2 separate regions of the Homo sapiens genome follow, and region 1 is linked to region 2. The links are chromatin loops, found by intact Hi-C in ENCODE. Cell type or tissue: CD4-positive, alpha-beta T cell. All regions are shown on one strand. Each heading gives the region's core, and the rest is flanking DNA. Links, peaks and the distances in the headings are about the cores only.

Evidence for each region. Peaks named below come from ENCODE experiments on the same cell type or tissue, not always from the same donor. Only the 100,000 strongest peaks of a DNase experiment are listed, where the experiment ranks them.
Region 1: a loop joins it to region 2, with 10 times the contacts of the local background. A loop is called at or near these places in 66 of 110 quality-filtered maps.

What each region holds. Positions count from the first base shown.
Region 1 is chr10:32,363,534-32,372,652 of GRCh38, forward strand. All of the region lies in intron 1 of EPC1-AS1 (EPC1 antisense RNA 1), which reads left to right. It also overlaps a transcript of EPC1 not described here. Among named protein-coding and RNA genes, the nearest start is that of EPC1-AS1, 21 kb to the left of the region's middle. In CD4-positive, alpha-beta T cell, for the core only: CTCF peaks have their summits at 4,470 (motif pointing left) and 4,683; DNase peaks (open chromatin) are centred at 4,478 and 8,348; H3K4me3 peaks cover 445 bases; H3K27ac peaks cover 444 bases.
Region 2 is chr10:32,251,956-32,261,074 of GRCh38, forward strand. No RefSeq gene overlaps it. Among named protein-coding and RNA genes, the nearest start is that of EPC1, 91 kb to the right of the region's middle. RefSeq lists an enhancer at 1,553-2,053 and a silencer at 4,783-4,902. In CD4-positive, alpha-beta T cell, for the core only: CTCF peaks have their summits at 4,868 (motif pointing right) and 5,073; a DNase peak (open chromatin) is centred at 4,886.

The DNA.
Region 1 (9,119 bases), core at 610-8,609, 110 kb after region 2:
ACAAAAATACTAAAAACCTAGACCTTTAAAAGAAAGAAATGCTATTCTGAATTTTTAAAAAAGTGTTCCTTCTTAAATAAATTCTCAAACTCTATCCTTTCTCTTTCAATTCACAAAAATACTAGTGTGCACACACATGTATATATACGCTTCTTTACACCAGGCTTGTAGGGGACACTATTGTGTGTATTTCCAATATATAGTTTCCTTTCTTCTGTCTTAACAGAACTCTTTTTGCCTTTGTTTTCTTGAGTTGTTCCGATAACTGTGCTTTTCCAAATAGCTAAACTTGCTCAATCTACTTGAAAAGCAATAGCTCTTCAGCATGAATTTTGAACTATCCTCTGTATAATGGTCTTTCTTAAAATATTCTCTTTTCTTAATTCTCAGTGGGAATAAAAAACAAAACAATTTTATGTACAGAGAAAAAGTCTAATTTTATAATAGTATCGTGTCCATCATGTTGGCATTTTTTTTTTTTTTTTTTTTTTTTTTTTTTAGATGGAGTTTCACTCTTGTCACCCAGGCTGGAGTGCAATGGCGTGATCTCGGCTCACTGCAACCTCTGTGTCCCGGGTTCAAGTGATTCTCCTGTCTTAGCCTCCCAAGTAGATAGGATTACAGGTGCCCACCACCACACCGGCTAATTTTTGTATTTTTAGTAGAGACTTTTAGTAGATTTTGTATTTTAGTAGAGACCATGTTGGCCAGGCCGGTCTCGAACTCTTGTCCTCAGGTGATCTGCCCGCCTCAGCCTCCCAAAGTGCTGGGCTTACAGGCATGAGCTATTGTGCCCAGCCCCATCATGTTGGTTACTCAGGGTATTTTTAAAAAGCAAAAATTTTTTTAAGCCATGTGACATTTTTATAATTAGAGTCATCAATGAATTAAAAATTAACCCATGCTAGGTTACCTTAACTGTATTACAAAGTTATTTGCAAGCTTTTATTTTAAAGAATGTAAGTTTCAATCCTGGCTCTGCCACCACCTAGTTGAATGGTCTTGATGTTAATATCCCTGGGCTTCCATCTCCTCAACTTTGAAAAGAAGGAGTGAGACTCGACCCTTCCCAACTCTTTCAACTCTCAAATTTTATTATTGTTTTTATTTTTATTTTTTGTAGTTTATAGAAAATAGGGAATACATGAAATTTTTTAAATGTAAAAAGCCAAGAAAAGATAATTTACTTTGAGACATGTGATTTCTAAAGAAACTATGCCTTTGGTATTTTCTAACTATATATTTATCAAGCTCGTCCAACCTGCAACCTTCCAACCTGTGGCCTGTGGGACACACGCAGCCCAGGACAGCTTTGAATGCAGCCCAGCACAAATTCATAAGCTTTCTTAAAATATTACGAGAATTTTTTCATGATTTTTTTTTTTTTTTTTTTAGCTCATCGGCTATCGTTTGTATATTTTTTGGCCCAAGAGGATTCTGCTTCTTCCAATGTGGCCCAGGGAAGCCAAAAGATTGGATACCCCTGGTTTACATAGTAAAGAAAGCACTAAGAGAAGTATAAGAGAAAAAGTTCTGGAAGACATGCCCTAGGGAACGTAACTTCAATCCCTGAGTCAGAGAGGTTATGGCCTATTAGTTAGTAATTGGTGACACTTGACGCTTAAACAAAATGGTCTTACAGGATGGTTAGTAGAAGTAACTCTGCCTTAAGTGTGCTCAAATGTGATTTGAGGAATCAGTGTTGTTTATAAATGTCACTAAAACTAGATAACAAGGACTCAGAATTAATATGAAAAGATGCAAACTTTAGCATAAAGGCTAAAGCAGATCAAAATAACCATCTAGTAATAAAAGATCTGCAATTAGTCTGATAGTTTCACTAGAAAGTGAGGAGAATTTCTATGTAAGAAAATAATTAGCACAGTCTTATTTAGGCACTGAGAAAAATACCAACAACAACAACAAGAACAATAACAGTCGCACTCTAACCACTTTCACAATTTGAAACATATGATGGAAATATGAAGAGTACATTTAGGCCGGGGACGTGGTTCATGCATGTAATCCTAGCACTTTGGGAGGCTGAGGCAGGTGAATCATTTGAGGTCAGGAGTTCCAGACCAGCCTGGCCAACATGGTGAAACCCCTGTCTCTACTAAAATTCAAAAAAGAAAAAACTGGCTGGGCATAGTGGTGCACCTGTAATCTCTGCTATTTGGGGGGCCGAGGCAGGAGAATCGCTTGAACCCGGGAGGCAGAGGTTGCACTGAGCCGAGATCACGCCACTGCACTCCAACCTGGGCAACAGAGAGAGCTCCGTCTCACAAAAAAAAAAAAAAAAAAAAAAAAAAAAAAAAGGACAGGTGCAATGGCTCAAACATGTAATCCCAGCGCTTTGGGGGGCCGAGATGGGTGGATCACCTGAGGTCAGGAGTTCGAGACCAGCCTGGCCAACATGGTGAAACCCCGTCTCTACTAAAAATACACAATTAACATGGCATGGTGGCGCGTGCCTGTAATCCCAGCTACTTGGGAGGCTGAGGCAGGAGAATCGCTTGAACCCGGGAAGAGGAGGTTGCAGTGAGCCGAGACCATGCCACAGCACTCCAGCCTGGGCAACAAAAGCGAAACTCAGGCTAAAAACAACAACAACAACGACCACGAGTACTTTTAAATCTACATTACAAAACATGTTTATGTTTCATATGATGCTTTAATAAGTTTTCCTAACCTTGTTTTGTTTATTGGGCCCCACCTCTGTGCAAAAGCATTGTACTATAAGCCAGGGGAAATATAAAAGAAAATGTTGCTCTTGCCGTTAGTGAACTTACTTCCTATAAACACAAGCAGGCACACCCTGCTTGTAAACTCTAGTTTGAAAGGTAACATTTTAAATAACTTGATATCTTTATATGCCCAGATTTACAAATGATTAAAATAAAAAAATAGGTAATTTTTCATGAAGTTACCTTACAGAGTACTTTATTTTCAATTATGATATTGAAGAATGAAGTTTAATGCTAACCAGCTTAAGCCCCAAATTTATTCATTGTTTCAGATTTTCCTTATTAAAATTGGAAATCAGTATTCAATAATCATAAGAATAGTCTGCCATCAATTTTTTTTGGCCATTTATAGTGATAAATATGAGGTATTATATCAATACATGTAAAGAGGTATATATAAAAAAGCAAAATGACAGAACAAAAAGCAGCACACAGAGTGCAACCCACACAGTGATCACAGCCTTCAAAACGTGTGACAGGCATTGAAAGAATCATGAAGGAACACAGACAGAGAGGTTTCTCCTTAAGTGTGAGGGTATGAAGCAGTGTGCTACCATCTTCCTCACAAGTTGGATGGAGAGATTGCAGGTGAGTATAATGTAGCCTTTGCCATGGCAAATTCCAGAGCTAAAAAAAAATCTACGTGGAAATTTCCAGTTTTCCACTCTTAACATCACTAACCATCCAAACTATGTACGTATGTATGTATGTATGTATGTATTTTTAATTTTTTGAGAAAGAGTCTTGCTCTGTTGTCCAGGCTTGAGTGCAGTGGCACAATCTTGGCTCACTGCAACCTCCAGCTGCTGGGTTCAAGCGATTCTCCTGCCTCAGCCTCCTGAATAGCTGGGATTACAGGCGCCAGCCACCACACCTGGCTAATTTTTGTATTTTTAGTAGAGGTATTGCCATGTTGGCCAGGCTGGTCTCGAACTCCTGACCTCAAGTGATCTGCCCACCTCGGCCTCCCAAAGTGCTGGGATTACTGGCATAAGCCACCACACCCAGCCTTTCGCTATTCTTATTAATGTAAAGACTGGCATGAGCCACCGTCCCCGGCCCCAAACTTTTTTAAAACAATAGCTGAAGAAACTTTTAAAAAGGCTAGTAAGAGATGAATTTCACTAGAAAAATCTGATTAAATGTAATGTAGATAATTTTGAATTTTAGACATAAAGAAAAAATTTTAATTTAAAAGTCCAGAAAATTTCATAATCATAACAACTCAAAATTTAAAATTCCATATATTGGCATATAAAATAACATGTATATTAAACTTTCAATTCTTTTTAAATGATATATTTTTTCAAGTTTCCCCACTTTTTCACTAGGGAAACTTGTGAATACAGTATAGCTGAACAAATGTATTTTTAAAAATGCAAAATCGTAAAGTCATATAAAGGTGTGTTTTCCAATTGAAATGTACACATTTGTATTGAATTCTGAGTTTGTATTTATTTGAAAGGAAATAATAAGCAGACAACTGCCTGTTTCTATCCTCTCAAATAAACAGCAGTGCCATTCTGCTGTTAGCCAGCCTAACACAGTGCAATTGTTATTTTTCTTTCGTCTTTTCTCTGTCATTTTCTGTTCATTTTTGGGAGAAGAATGCTAAGTTACTAATATAAGTAGCCTTATAAATGTAAACTCATAATTGTCAGGAAATGTTACATAAGCGAATGTCTTCTGCGTCTTTCAACTTTTTGGTGCCCTTATGCTGCCCCCTGCTGTCCAGTGTCCACACTTACTGAAAATTGTCCCAAACTTCCAACCTTTTCTACTTCTCTTTACTCCGCCATCAAAACTTACCTGGCAAGAGACCCAGACTGTTGGAGTTTCCCTCCACAATGCCAATGGGTTAACAGACAAATAAAAGAAAGAAGTAGTTCTCTCTTTATTTATCCCTTCATCATTTTCTGGCAATTGACGCAAGCATTTGAACTGGTGCTCTGTGGGCAATGCCTGATTTCTAGGTTCCCCAGCTTGGGATTCCAAACCCTCCCTGTGTTAGTCCAAGCTACTCTCATGGACCTGTCTCTCCCAGTGTCTAACCTCTGCACATCATAGCCTACTCTCTATCCGCACTGGCTTCTAGCTGTGTTTCCCACAGCCACGTGTGTTCTTCCATCTTTGCCTGTGCCCACACTGCTTTCTCTACCTGGAAGGTCTTCTCTCAATCTTTATCTGCTGAAAGTTTACCCATCCTTCAAGGTTCCAGTCAAAACTACCTTTTCCTTTATGGCTCAGGGAAGTGTTTTTTTTGTTTGTTTTGTTTTGGTTTGGTTTTTTAATGTAGTAGAAATTCAATAAAGATTTATTTAATGAAAGAAAAGCAGATAATAAACCTTATACTCTATGTGACTCATTGACTTAACAGAGTACTTGGAGAAGATAATGACCTATTCCAGGCAGCATCTTTAATACTGCAAAATCCATACACCTGAATGCGGTAATCTTTTAAATTCGCGTCGCACTGTGTAAGGCCTATTTTGATCTCTGAAATCAGGTTTGTCTAAGAAATACAGAACTTAGAGTACATCTTGAGTACTTATGGCAAGTCTAGCGCTATTCAAGGCACTTTAGATGCACAAACTCATTGTGTTCTCTCAACAGCCATGTGAGATTAAGTAATATTACTTTGTTTGATAGAAGAAGAAACTGAGGGTCTGGACAATTGGTAGTAAAGGGCAAAGTTAGGAACTCTGAACAGATCAGACAAAGCCGTGTACTTCAAGTGTTCTCCTAATGTCTGCAATAGAAATGTGGATGGAGAGGCTTCTGGTCAGCTATTCTGGAAGCTAAAAAACCTTGTCAATAGAATAACATTGGAAATTGTGACCACATAGCCAGACAAAGCCATGAGAGAAATTCAGTCAGTCAAGGATCAGAAATATCTGGAAGAGTTGATTGTTCTACGAGACAATGTGAAAGAATATGACATTCTGCCAAATTCAAAGGTATTTAGATTTAGATATAAAAGACAGCTACATATTCTAAAAGGTTAGGAAGTGCAAAATCCAGGTATTTTTCAATTGATGTAGCCATAGATTCTAACATGACTTGAAAATAAGAAATGATACGACTCAATATCTAAGACAAGTAGGCCTTCAGAATACCTTTTTTTAAAATAAAAAATACAGTAAATATAAATAAGGCTCAGTACACCCCATCAGTGTCTCAAACAAGGATCTAGTTGTGTTCCAACCAAAACCACTGTTCGTCAAAAAATTTGAACAAGCTAAGAAGGCAGACCAAAAAATTTACTTGGGAAGACAACACCCCAAATTGTTTGGGTAGGTCATAACGGTTCTTTTAACAGGTAAGCATATTTTAACTCCAGAAAGATTTAGAATGTGCTGTCGAAAGTACTGCATTTTTTTGTAGTGTAAGTAATTGCACTATTTAAGAACACTTGACCTAATGGAGTAAGAGGTCAGCCTATTAGACTTTTAAGCAGAATTCTTACTAAGTTTATGTGTATTATTGAAACATTAGAGCAAACTTAAGAGTTACCATGTTTAGAAGTTAAATTATTAGATCTGTAAGATTTTAGCTTCTTGAAAATGTTACAAAGTACTAAAGAAGGCAATTATATGTACTAAATTTATAAATTCAGTGTAAAAAGTTGGGAGGTGTTTAATTAAGTCATGCTACAGATAAGACCAGATATTATTTAAAGGATCATGATTTCTAAAATTTGCAAGATTTATGAATATGATAAGATTTGTATACTAAATTTTAAAGCATAATGGAGAACTACTACTTTGAATATATAAGCTAAAAACTTTTTATATATATTTTAAAAACTGGAATTAACTTCTGAATAGCCTTTCAATATATAAGACCCACTCTGAAGGGCATCAAATAACTCATAACTGAAGAGGAGTTACAGGGCTGGTTTTCTTCCAGCAAAAGTTTGTGTTCATTAGGCAGTCAATTTTTTGCTTCACTCCACAGAACTGGTTTCACTGTCATTAATCTTTATGTAGGTCTGGGCCTCCCTCACCTCCTAGGAGATGGATAGTAGGTTTTGAAAGATGGAGATGAGAAGTAGCCTGGCTAGTCTACAAAAACCTCCCCCAAATTTTTGGTTTAGTGGGTTGCTTCAATAGCCGTAAGCCTGTCTCTATAACTTAGCAATTCTCAACCCTGACTGCTAGGATCCCATGGACAACTTTTGGGAAATATTTATTTCCAGATCCCATCCAGTCCAACTAAACCAAAACTTTTTAGGGTAGGGCATAGACATTTTGCTTTTAAGTTTCTGGGTGATTCTCCATACAGGCAGAGTTGAGAACCAGTGGTGCACGAGTGTGAGCCTCTCATGATCTGAAGGACCCAGAATCATTCTAGACCAGGGCTGTTCAATAGAGCTTTGGGCAGTCATGGAAATGTGCCATAAATCTGTGCTGTCCGATATGGTAGCTACTAGCTGGGTGTAGCTATGGACCACTTGAAATGTGGATAGTGTGACTGGGAAAATGAACTTTAAAATTTAAGCTAATTCAAATTTAAGTTAATTCAAATAGCCACATGTTACTAGTGAGTACCGTATTGGACAGCACAGTTCTGGAGTTTTAGGCAATTTTAAATGATCTGAGTCTACTATTAAATAGATGCTGAATGACTCTTTTTGATTCTAGACCACACTAGCCCAAACTCATTGCTTATGCCTCTTCAGGATACTTCATACCAGCTTCTTGAGAAGACCTCCAATGGTATGGAAGGATGGCTTGAAGCTTATAATGGCTTCTGAGGATAGAAAGGACATGGAATTTGCTGGTTTTTTCCTCCCTCATTTAGGTTGGCAATTTGTTTCTTGACAAATGAATGAACACCTTCAGAACTAAAAATTTCTGAAGTCTCATAACTTAATAATGGAACCGCAAAGCAATTAAACTCTTGGAAATGGTCCTCTTCATTCTTTGGCATGTTGCAGTGTTTTTCAACTGGGGATTGTGACCTCTATCTTGGAGGATGGAGAGTTTCCAGTGGATTGGAGCAGTGGCCTGAGTTTCAGAGCTAAATATAGGTCATTGGCATGGCAGCTTCCCTTTCTCAGTCTCATGGATACTATGTCCTACTAGTGAATATGTGGCATTGGTGGTTGGTGGAATAAAATCTTGAGAAAAACAGCAAAATGACACAGATTCAGGTCTTTCACAGATGGACCTTGATATTGAGCAAAACTAAACTCTACTTTTACCTACTTTAAAAAAATCACTTGTAAAGTATGCGTGCTATTTTAAAAAGGTAAAAATACACACATTAATGACTCGTTGGCAAATAAATTTTAAACGTGATATTAATGCTAAAGCATAAGGAGAATCCTCCATGGCCAGGCGCGGTGGCTCACCCCTGTAATCCCAGCACTTTGGGAGGCCGAGGCGGGTGGATCACCTGAGGTCAAGAGTTCGAGACCAGCCTGGCCAACATGGTGAAACCTCATCTCTACTAAAAATACACACACACAAAAATTAGCTGGGTGGGGTGGTGCAGTAGTCCCAGCTACTCGGGGAGGCTGAGGCAGGAGAATTGCTTGAAACCAGGAGGCGGAGTTTGCAGTGAGCCAAGATCGAGCCACTGCACTTCAGACTGGGCAGCAGAGGGAGACTCCATCTCAAAAAATAAAACAAAAAGATTCCTCCTTCAAGTCTTTGCTCAACTCTCACCTTTTCAATCAGCCTACCCTGAACATCCTATTTAATATTGAAATATGTATATATTAATTCCTTTTGCCAAAAATTAAATGACACCCTTTCAAAGTTTGCAATCCATATTTCAAAGCCAAAATACTTATCATGGCAGACAGCCTCTGATACTCTAGAGCAGTGTTCTCAAATGTTGCTGCCTGGACCAACAGCATCTCATCATCTGGGAACTAAGAAATGAAAATTCTCATGCCCCACCACAGGCCAGCTGAACCTGTAACTCTTGTGGTGGGGGCCTGGGAATCTGTGTTTCAATAAGCCCTCCAGGTGATTCTAGGGCACACCAAAGTTTGCAATCCACTGATCTAGAGTACAACAAAACCCCGCAAAATGTCCCACAGGTGAAAGCTTCCATATATGCCAAAGTTATAAAGACTGAAACATTTCAGTACATACCATTGGCCTTACATATTGCGAAATGGATGCCAATATTCCATCTGGACCTAATGTTATGAATCATGAATTTACCCCCTTCAATAAGGCCTCACTGAATCTCTAGGCTTTGATCTTCTTTTCCCTGTAAAAATTTGTCTGAAAGAATTTCATGAGATGTTCCTGAAGAGAGGAGGTAAAGTACAAGTACAAATGTATCAGAAGCAAATTCGACATACAAAATTTCATCTGTATATGACTGATAAATCAGAAGGCCGATTACTCATTC
Region 2 (9,119 bases), core at 329-8,328:
AGGCCAAGAGGAGAGACCAAGACTTGCCTGGGTAATGTAGCGAGACCACCATGTCTAGATATATATTAAAAAATTAGCTGGGCATAGTGGCACATGTCTGTAGTCCTAGTTATTAGGGAGAATTGCTTATGCCTGGGAGTTCGAGACTGCAATGAGCTATATGATTGAGCCACTGCACTCCAGCCTGGGTGACAAAGCAGTACCCGGTCTCAAAAAAAAAAAAAAAAAAAAGGCCGGACACAGTGGCTTACACCTGTAATCCCAGCACTTTGGGAGGCCAAGGCGGGCAGATCACCCAAGGTCAGGAGTTTGAGACCAGCCTGGCCAACATGGCCAAACCCTGTCTCTACTAAAAATAAAAAAAAATTAATAAAATTTTAAAAATTAGCTATGTATGGTGGTGCATGCCTGTAGTCCTAGCTACTCGGGAGGCTGAAGCAGGAGGATCGCTTGAATGTGGGAGATGAAGGCTGCAGTGAGCCTAGATTGCGCCATGATTGTGCCACTGCACTCCAGTCTGGGTGACAGAGCAAGACTCCAGAAAAATAAAAAAAGAAAGGAGGAAGGAAGGAAGGAAGGAAGGAAGGAAGGAAGGAAGGAAGGAAGGAAGGAAGGAAGGAAAGAAAAGAAAGACCCTTTGTGCTACTGGAATTTGAAGGGCCCTTTTCTCTCCACTCCTGGTTTTGTTACAGGAAAGGGGTCCTGATCCAGACCTCAAGAGAGGATTCTTGGATCTCGTGCAATAAAGAATTCAGGGTGAGTCCGTAAAGTGAAAGCAAATTTATTAAGAAAGTAAAGGAATAAAAGAATGGCTACTCCATAGACAGAGCAGCCCCGAGGGCAGCTGGTTGACCATTTTTATGGTTATTTCTTGATGATATGCTAAACAAGGGGTGGATTATTCATGCCTCCTCTTTTTAGACCATATAGTGTAACTTCCTGATGTTGCCATGGCATCTATAAACTGTCATGGCGCTGGTGGGAGTATAGCAGTGAGGTTGACCAGAGGTCACTCTCATCGCTATCTTCGCTTTGGTGGGTTTTGGCCGGCTTCTTTAGTGTAAACTGTTTTATCAGCAAAGTCTTTATGACCTGTATCTTTTGCCGACCTCCTATCTCATCCTGTGACTTAGAATGCCTTAACCACCTGGGAATGCAGCCCAGTAGGTCTCAGCCTCATTTTATCCAGCCCCTACTCCAGATGGAGTTGCTCTGGTTCAAATACCTCTGACAGTTTGAATGGATTTTCAGGACGTTTCTATCATTCTAATTTCATTCTCTCAATCTCCATTTCTCCCCATCCCACCACATGCCAATACAATGGGGTTGAGACAAGAAAGGAAGCCAGGGAAAGACAACCTTTGCGCGAAATTTTCTGAAGGATACACTCTAAAAGGATGCAAAGCTCAGACTTCTCACTGGGCTTACCCTGGAGTAGCCTCCAGATGTGTCATCAGGACTGGGTGTGGCTGAAACCACTTTCCTCCTCCCAGGCGGTAGTGTTAATGACCTGGCAGCTTCTCCCTCATAGGCTTACCTTTGAAAAACCAGACCTGTGTGTGGTGAGACCCAGGGGCCTGGGAAGGTTCCTCCCCAGCTCACAGTCATGTCTGAGATTTCACCACCTGAGCTCCGCTTCTCCAAGGCTGGGAGCACCAGTCTGTGATCTGCAAGCTGTTCCAGCAAACACTGCAAAGAGCATTTGTTGATTTAGGTCTTTCTGCCCCAGGCATCTAGTTGAGAGGATAATCTTATTGGCAGGAGGTAAAGGCCAGGGGTCTGGGAAAAGAGAAGCGTGCAGTATTTGGGGCACAGGAGGGGGAAAGGACACCAATGAGAGGTGTCACCCACTTCTTGGGGTCTGAAGACCTCCACTGGCCAGCTGAGATGAAAGCACATATGGGGGGCTATCCTCCCTACCCCACTGCCCCAGTGACCCGTAGGGCCTGGATAAAGGTAACCAGAAGCTAACTGCCAGAGCTGTGGAAGACAGTGTGAACCAGTGTCTGTCCTGCCCCTTTACCCTGCAGAGGAGGAGGCTGAGTTCCTGCAAGGCCTTGGCAACCTCCAGGACTGCAGTGTGGCATGATGTGGGACCAGACTGTGGCTCTGGAGGGCAGTGCAGGGCTCTCTCCAATGCATCTCTCTGCCTTCAGGCACGAAACCAGAAAACAGGGTTTGGAGGAACTGAGTCCCAGGCTTGCATGTGATAATAAATTTTATATCTGCACCAGATGGCAGGCAGCTTATTAAAAGAATGGGCTTTAGTGTCAGCTAGACATGGGTTCAAATCTGGGCCACTTATTTGCTCAGGTGATGATTCTATTTTTGAGACAGGGTCTCACTCCCTTCACCCAGGCTTGGAGTGCAGTGGTAGAATCATGGCTCACTACAGCCTCAAATTCCCGGGCTCAGGTGATCCTCCAACCTCAGCCTTCTGGGTAGCTGAGATTACAGGTGTGTGCCACCACGCCTGGATAATTTTTGTATTTTTAGTAGAGACAGGGTTTCATCATGTTGGCCAGGCTGGTCTTGAACTCCTAGGCTCAAGTGATCCTCCCACCTGGGCCTCCCAAAGTGCTGGGATTACAGGCATGAGCCACCGCACCCACAGGTGATGATTCTGAGTTTCATTTCCCACATCAATAAAATGAGGATATGGGTACAGTTTTCTTTCTGAGAATTCAGTGAGCATATGAATGAGAATCCACAAGATCCCTCTGGGGATCTCTAATTAAACTGTAGATTCTGGATTAGTTCTTGGGGGTGTTGCTGAGAATCTGTATTTCTTTCTTTCTTTCTTTCTTTTTTTTTTGAGACGAAGTCTCACTCTTGTCACCCAGGCTCGAGTGCAATGGCGTAATCTCAGCTCATTGCAACTTCCGCCTCCCAGGTTCAAGCGATTCTCCTGCCACAGTCTCCCAAATAGCTGGGATTACAGGTGTCTGCCACCACGCCCAGCTAATTTTTGTATTTTTAGTAGAAATGGGGTTTCACCTTGTTGGTCAGGCTGGTCTGGAACTCCTGACCTCAGACAATCCATCTGCCTTGGCCTCCCAGACTGCTGGGATTACAGGCATGAGCCACTGCACCTGGCCGAGAATCTATATTCCTAACAAGTTCCCTTACCAAATGGGAAACTGAATTTTTTTTTAAAAATTGTAAGTTTTTATTCTCAAAAAATTTTGTCCTTGCAAAGAAGCTAGGAAAAAAGTAGTGCAAAGAATTTCCACAGAGCCTTCACCCAATTTCCCTAAAAGTTAATACTTGAGATATCATCACAGGTCAATGATCAAAACAAGGAAATTGGCAGTGTAGCAATGCTATTAACTAATTCAGACACTTTTCGAATTTCATCAATTTTCCCACTCTTGTCCTTTTTCCGGAAGAGGATCCGTGAAGGATCACACAGATTTAATAGTCCTGTCCCCTTGGACTCCTTTCATCTGGGTCAGATTATACACAAGAATTTCAGTGACAGGCAGCTATACCAACAATGATAAACCATTTGAATTTCTTTCTTTCTTCCTTCCTTCCTTCCTTTCTTTTTCTTTCTTTCTTTCTTTCTTTCTTTCTTTCTTTCTTCTTTCTTTTTCTTTCTTTTGAGACAGGGTCTTGCTCTGTTGCCCAGGCTGGAGTGCAGTCGTGTGATCATAGCTCACTGCAGCCTCCATCTCCTGGGCTCCAGTAATCCTCTCACCTTAGCCTCCCTAGTGGCTGGGACCACACATGTGTGGGGCTAATTTTTAATTTTTCGTAGAGATGGGGGTCTCTCTATGTTGCCGAGTCTCCCACTTCAATTTCTTACACTTGTTTGAATCCAAGTGGTTCTCAAAAACTGTTCATAAGATTCACCTAGAGAGCTTGTTTTGCATGTTCACTCCCAGAGACACGGATTCTGTAGGGTTTGCATGATGTTAGGGGATATGCTTTTTTTTTTTTTTTTTAGACAGCATCTCATTCTGTCACCCAGGCTAGAGTGCAGTGGTGCCATCTTGGCTCACTGCAACCTCCACCTCCTGGGCTCAAGCGATTCTCCTGCCTCAGCCTCCTGAGTAGCTGGGCCCACAGTTGCATGTCACCACACTTGGCTAATTTTTTATTTTTAGTAGAGACGGGGTTTCACCTTGTTGGCCAGGCTGGTCTCCTGACCTCAGGTGATCCGCCTGCCTCGGCCTCCCAAAGTGCTGGGATTACAGGTGTGAGCCACCGCGCCCAGGTTTTTTTTTTTTTTTCTTTTAGATGGAATCCCACTCTGTTGCCCAGCCTGGTGTGCAGTGGCATGGTCTCAGCTCACTGCAACGTCCTCCTCCCAGGTTCAAGCGATTCTCCCACCTCAGCCTTCCTAGCTGGGATTACAGGCCCAAGCCACCACGCCCAGCTAATTTTGTATTTTTAGTAGAAACGGGGTTTCACCATGTTGGCCAGGCTGGTCTCGAACTCCTGACCTCAAGTGATCCTCCCACCTCGGCCTCCCAAAATGCTGGGATTACAGGCGTGAGCCACCGCACCCGGCCAGGATATGCATTTTTATCAGCGTGTCAAGTGATTCCTATGCGGGTGGTCGGAGGACCAGACTTTGAGAAACAGTGTCCAAAAGTGGCTGGCACAGCCTCAGTAAGCATTTGCCATGTGATCCATCTCTCCTTACACAAGGAAAAACTGTATCTATTGCTTAAAAACACTTTAAAGCATTCCAATCACATGGTGACGTTTCTAGAGATAGTCTATGTGTAGCCCTGTTCCCAATCTCTATCCCTCTTGATAACACAAGTGGAGGCAAAATGGTACACTCTGTTTTTGCACTTTGTCACCTAACTGGGCCTTTCATTGTCCACGATTTCTGGGCAGCTATGCGGTTTCGCTCGTTCCCAAAGATTGCCACTAGGCGGCACCAGTGACTTCCCCCATCACTAATCAAGTGGCCAAATTAGCAGGCAATTACCAAATGTTTAGCGAGAATGTAGAATGTTTTATCGGCCAGTTTACCACCTATGGTCTCAGAGATCTGGCTCTTTTTGCTTTTGATTACATTAGAATGAATTTCAGAGCCACTAACTTTGGGCCATCTCTCTATCTACATTAGAATGAATTCCAGAGCCACTAACTTTGGCCCGTCTCTCTATCATTAATATTTAAAGAGGTGTGTTTGCATGGAGATGTGGGATGTGTAGGCTTGGACCAGGCCCAGGGACTTCTGCTGGAGGGGGGTTTGGTCCAAGCTGTCCTGGGCAGAAAGGACAGCTATGAAAAATGCAGCAGACCTATAGAGGTCCAAACACAGAACTGTAGGCTTGACACTTCCCCCACCAGGTCTCTGTGATCCTTTTTACTTCCCTCTCCCCAAGCCTCTTGCTCCAAAAGAAGACAGTGAACAGTCCCAGTGTGGCGGTTCACACCTGTAATCCTAGCACTTGGGGAGGCCAGGGCAGGAGGATCGCCTGAGCCCAACAGTTCGAGACCAGTCCTGGCAACAAAAAATAAAAAAAATAAAAATCAGCCAGTCGTAATGGTGTGCACTTGTAGTCCCACCTATGCGGGAGGCTAGGGTGGGAGGATCACTCGAGCCTGGGAGTTCAAGGCTGCAGTGAGCTGTGGTTGTGTCGTGCCACTGCACTGCACTCCTGACTGGGTGACAGAGTGAGACCCATTCTTTCTCTCAAAAAAAAAAAAAAAAAAAAAAGACAGTGAACAGAAATAATACTCTTTTTTTTCTTTTTTTGAGACGGAGTTTCGCTCTTGTTGCCCAGGCTGGAGTGCAATGACACAATCTCAGCTCACCACAACCTCTGCCTCCCAGGTTCAAGCAGTTCTCCTGCCTCAGCCTCCCACGTAGCTGGGATTACAGGCATGCATGCACCACCACGCCCAGCTAATTTTGTACTTTTAGTAGAGACGGGGTTTCTCAGTGTTGGTCAGGCTGGTCTCAAACTCCCGACCTCAGGTGATCCACCCACCTCGGCCTCCCAAAATGCTGGCATTACAGGCGTGAGCCACCGCATCTAGCCAGAAATTTTTAACTGTGGTAAAATATATATGGCATAAAAGTTACATCTTTTTATATATATATATATTTATATATTTATTTATTTAGAGACACGATCTCGCTCTGTCACCAAGGCTGGAATACAGTGGTACCTTGAACTCTGGGACTCAAGTGATCCTCCTGCCCCAGCCTCCCGAGTAGCTGGGACTACAAGGCACACTACACCCAGCTAATTTTTTTATTTTTTGTACAGACAGGGTCTTGCTTTCTTGCAAGAGTCTGGTCTCAAACTCTTCAAGCAATCCTCCTGCCTCAGCCTCCCAAAGCACTCAATTACAGGCCCCAGCCACCGCATCCAGCCTTTCTTTATTTTTAACTGTGCAGTTCAGTAGTCCTAAGTATCTTCACATTGTTGTGCGACCAATGTCCGGAGTTCTTTTCATCTTGTAAAACTCCAGGCTGGAGTGCAGTGACTCGGCTCACCGCGCAACCTCTGCCTCCTGGGTTCAAGCAATTCTCCCACCTCAGTCTCCCAAGTATCTGGGAATACAAGCGCCCGCTACCGTGCCTGGCTAATTTTTTGTATTATTAGTAGAGACGGGGTTCCACCATATTGGTCAGGCTGGTCTCGAACTCCCAACCTCAGGTGATCTGCCCACTTTGGTCTCCCAAAGTGCTGGGATTACAGGTGTGAGCCACCGCGCCTGGCCTCCTCTTGTAAAACTGAATCACTATACCTATTAAATAACAATTTCCTATTTCCTCCTCCCTTGGTCCCTGGCGACCATCTTTCTGCTTTTTATTTGTATGAGTTTGAGTACTTTAGATACCTCAATATGTGGAATCATACCACATTTGTCTTTTTGTGACTTTTATTTCACTTAGCATAATGTCCTCAAGGTTCATCCATGTTGTAGCATGTGACAGGATTTCCCTGTTTTTTTGTTTTTTGTTTTCTGTTTTTTTTTTTTTTTTTTTTTTTGAGACGAAGTCTCGAACTTTCACCCAGGCTGGAGTGTAGTGGGGCGATCTCGGCTCACTGCAAGCTCCGCTTTAAAAGCTGAATAATATTCCATTGTATGTATACACCACATTTTCCTTGTTGATGGGCACTTTGTTTCTACCTTTTGGCTGTTGTGAATAATGCTGCTATGAATATAAATGTACAAATATCTCTTCAAGACCTTGCTTTCAATTCTTTGAGATGTATACTTAGAAGTGGAATCCCTAGGTCATATGGTAATTCTACTTTTTTTTTTTTTTTTTTGAGACAGAGTCTCGCTCTGTGCCCAGGCTGGAGTGCAGTGGCGAGATCTCGGCTCACTGCAAGCTCCGCCTCCCGGGTTCACGCCATTCTCCTGCCTCAGCCTCTCGAGTAGCTGGGACTACAGGCGCCCGCCACCACACGCGGCTAATTTTTTGTATTTTTAGTAGAGACGGGGTTTCACCGTGTTGGTCAGGCTGGTGTTAAACTCCTGACCTTGTGATCTGCCCGCCTTGGCCTCCCAAAATGCTGGGATTACAGGTGTGAGCCACGGTGCCCAGCCAGAAGCTTTTATTTTTATTTTTTGAGACAGGGTGCCCTCTGTTTCCTGGGCTGGAGTGCAGTGTTACGATTACCGCTGAATGCAGTCTCAACCTTCTGGGCTCAAGCAATCCTCCTCCCTCAGCCTCCTGGGTAGCTAGGATTACAGGAATATACCATTATGCCCTTTTTTTTTTTTTTTTTTTTGGTAGAGATGGTGTCTTAGTATGTTGCCCAGGCTGGTCTTGAAATCATGGCCTCAAGCAATCCTCCCACCTTGCCCTCTCAAAGTGTTGGGATTACAGGCATGAACCTCCGAGCTGGGTCAGAAGTTTTACATTTTGATGTAATCTAATTTGTGCATTTTTTCTTTTGTTGCTTATGCCTTTGGTATCGTATCAGATAAATCTGAACAAATCCAAGAAGCTTTTTCTTTCTGTTTTCTCCTAAAAGTTCTAGAGTTTTCAGTCTTACATTTTATTAATTTATTTAATTATTATAATTTTATTTTATTTTGAGAGATGGAGTCTTGCTCTGTTGCCCAGGCTGGAGTGCAGTGGCGCGATCTTGGCTCACCACAACCTACCTCTGCCTCCCGGGTTCAAGCGATTCTCCTGCCTCAGCCTCCCAAGTAGCTGGGATTACAGGCATGCGCCACCGCTCCTAGCTAATTTTGTACTTTTAGTAGAGATGAGGTTTCTCCATGTTTGTCAGGGTGGTCTCGAACTCCTGACCTCAGGTAATCTGCCTGTCTCGGCCTCCCAAAGTGCTGGGATTACAGGCGTGAGTCACCGTGCCAGCCTCATTTTATTTTTTTATTTTTATTTTTTGAGATAGAATCTCGCTCTGTTGCCCAGTCTGGAGTGCAGTGGTGCAATCTTGGCTCACTGCAACCTCCACCTCCCGGGTTCAAGCAATTGTCCTGCCTCTGCCTCCCAAGTAGCTGGGATTACAGGCGTGCGTCACCATGTCCAACTAATTTTTGTGTTTTTATTAGAGACAGGGTTTTGCCGTGTTGGCCAGGCTGAGTCTTGAACACCTAACCTCAAGTGATCCACCCGCCTGAGCCTTCCAAAGTGCTGGGATTACAGCTGTGAGCCACAACGCCCGGCCTCTATATCTGTCTTAATGCCATTACCACATTGTTTTGATTACTGTAGGTTTTAGTAAGGTTTGAAATCAGGAAGTGTGAGCCCTCCAGCATCGTTCTTTCTCAAGATTGTTTTGGCTACGCAGGATCCCTTGACATTTAGGAAGAGTTTTTCTATTTCTGCAAAAATTGCTGTAGTAATTTTGATAAGGGTTGCATTAAATCTGTAGATCATGTTGGGTAGTGTTGATATCTTAACAATAATAAGTCTTCCTATCCATGAACACAAGATGTCTTTCCATTTATTTGTGTCTTGATTTTCTTCAGCCATGTTTTGTAGTTTTCTGTGTATAAATCTTTCATCTCCTTGTTTAAGTGCATTCCTAAGTATTTTATTCTTGTTGGTGCTATTATAACTCTCTCTCTCTTTCTTTCTTTCTTTTCTTTCTTTCGCTCTGTTGCTCAGGCTGGAGTGCAGTGCCCCGATCTCAGCTCACTGCAACCTCCGCCTTCCGGGT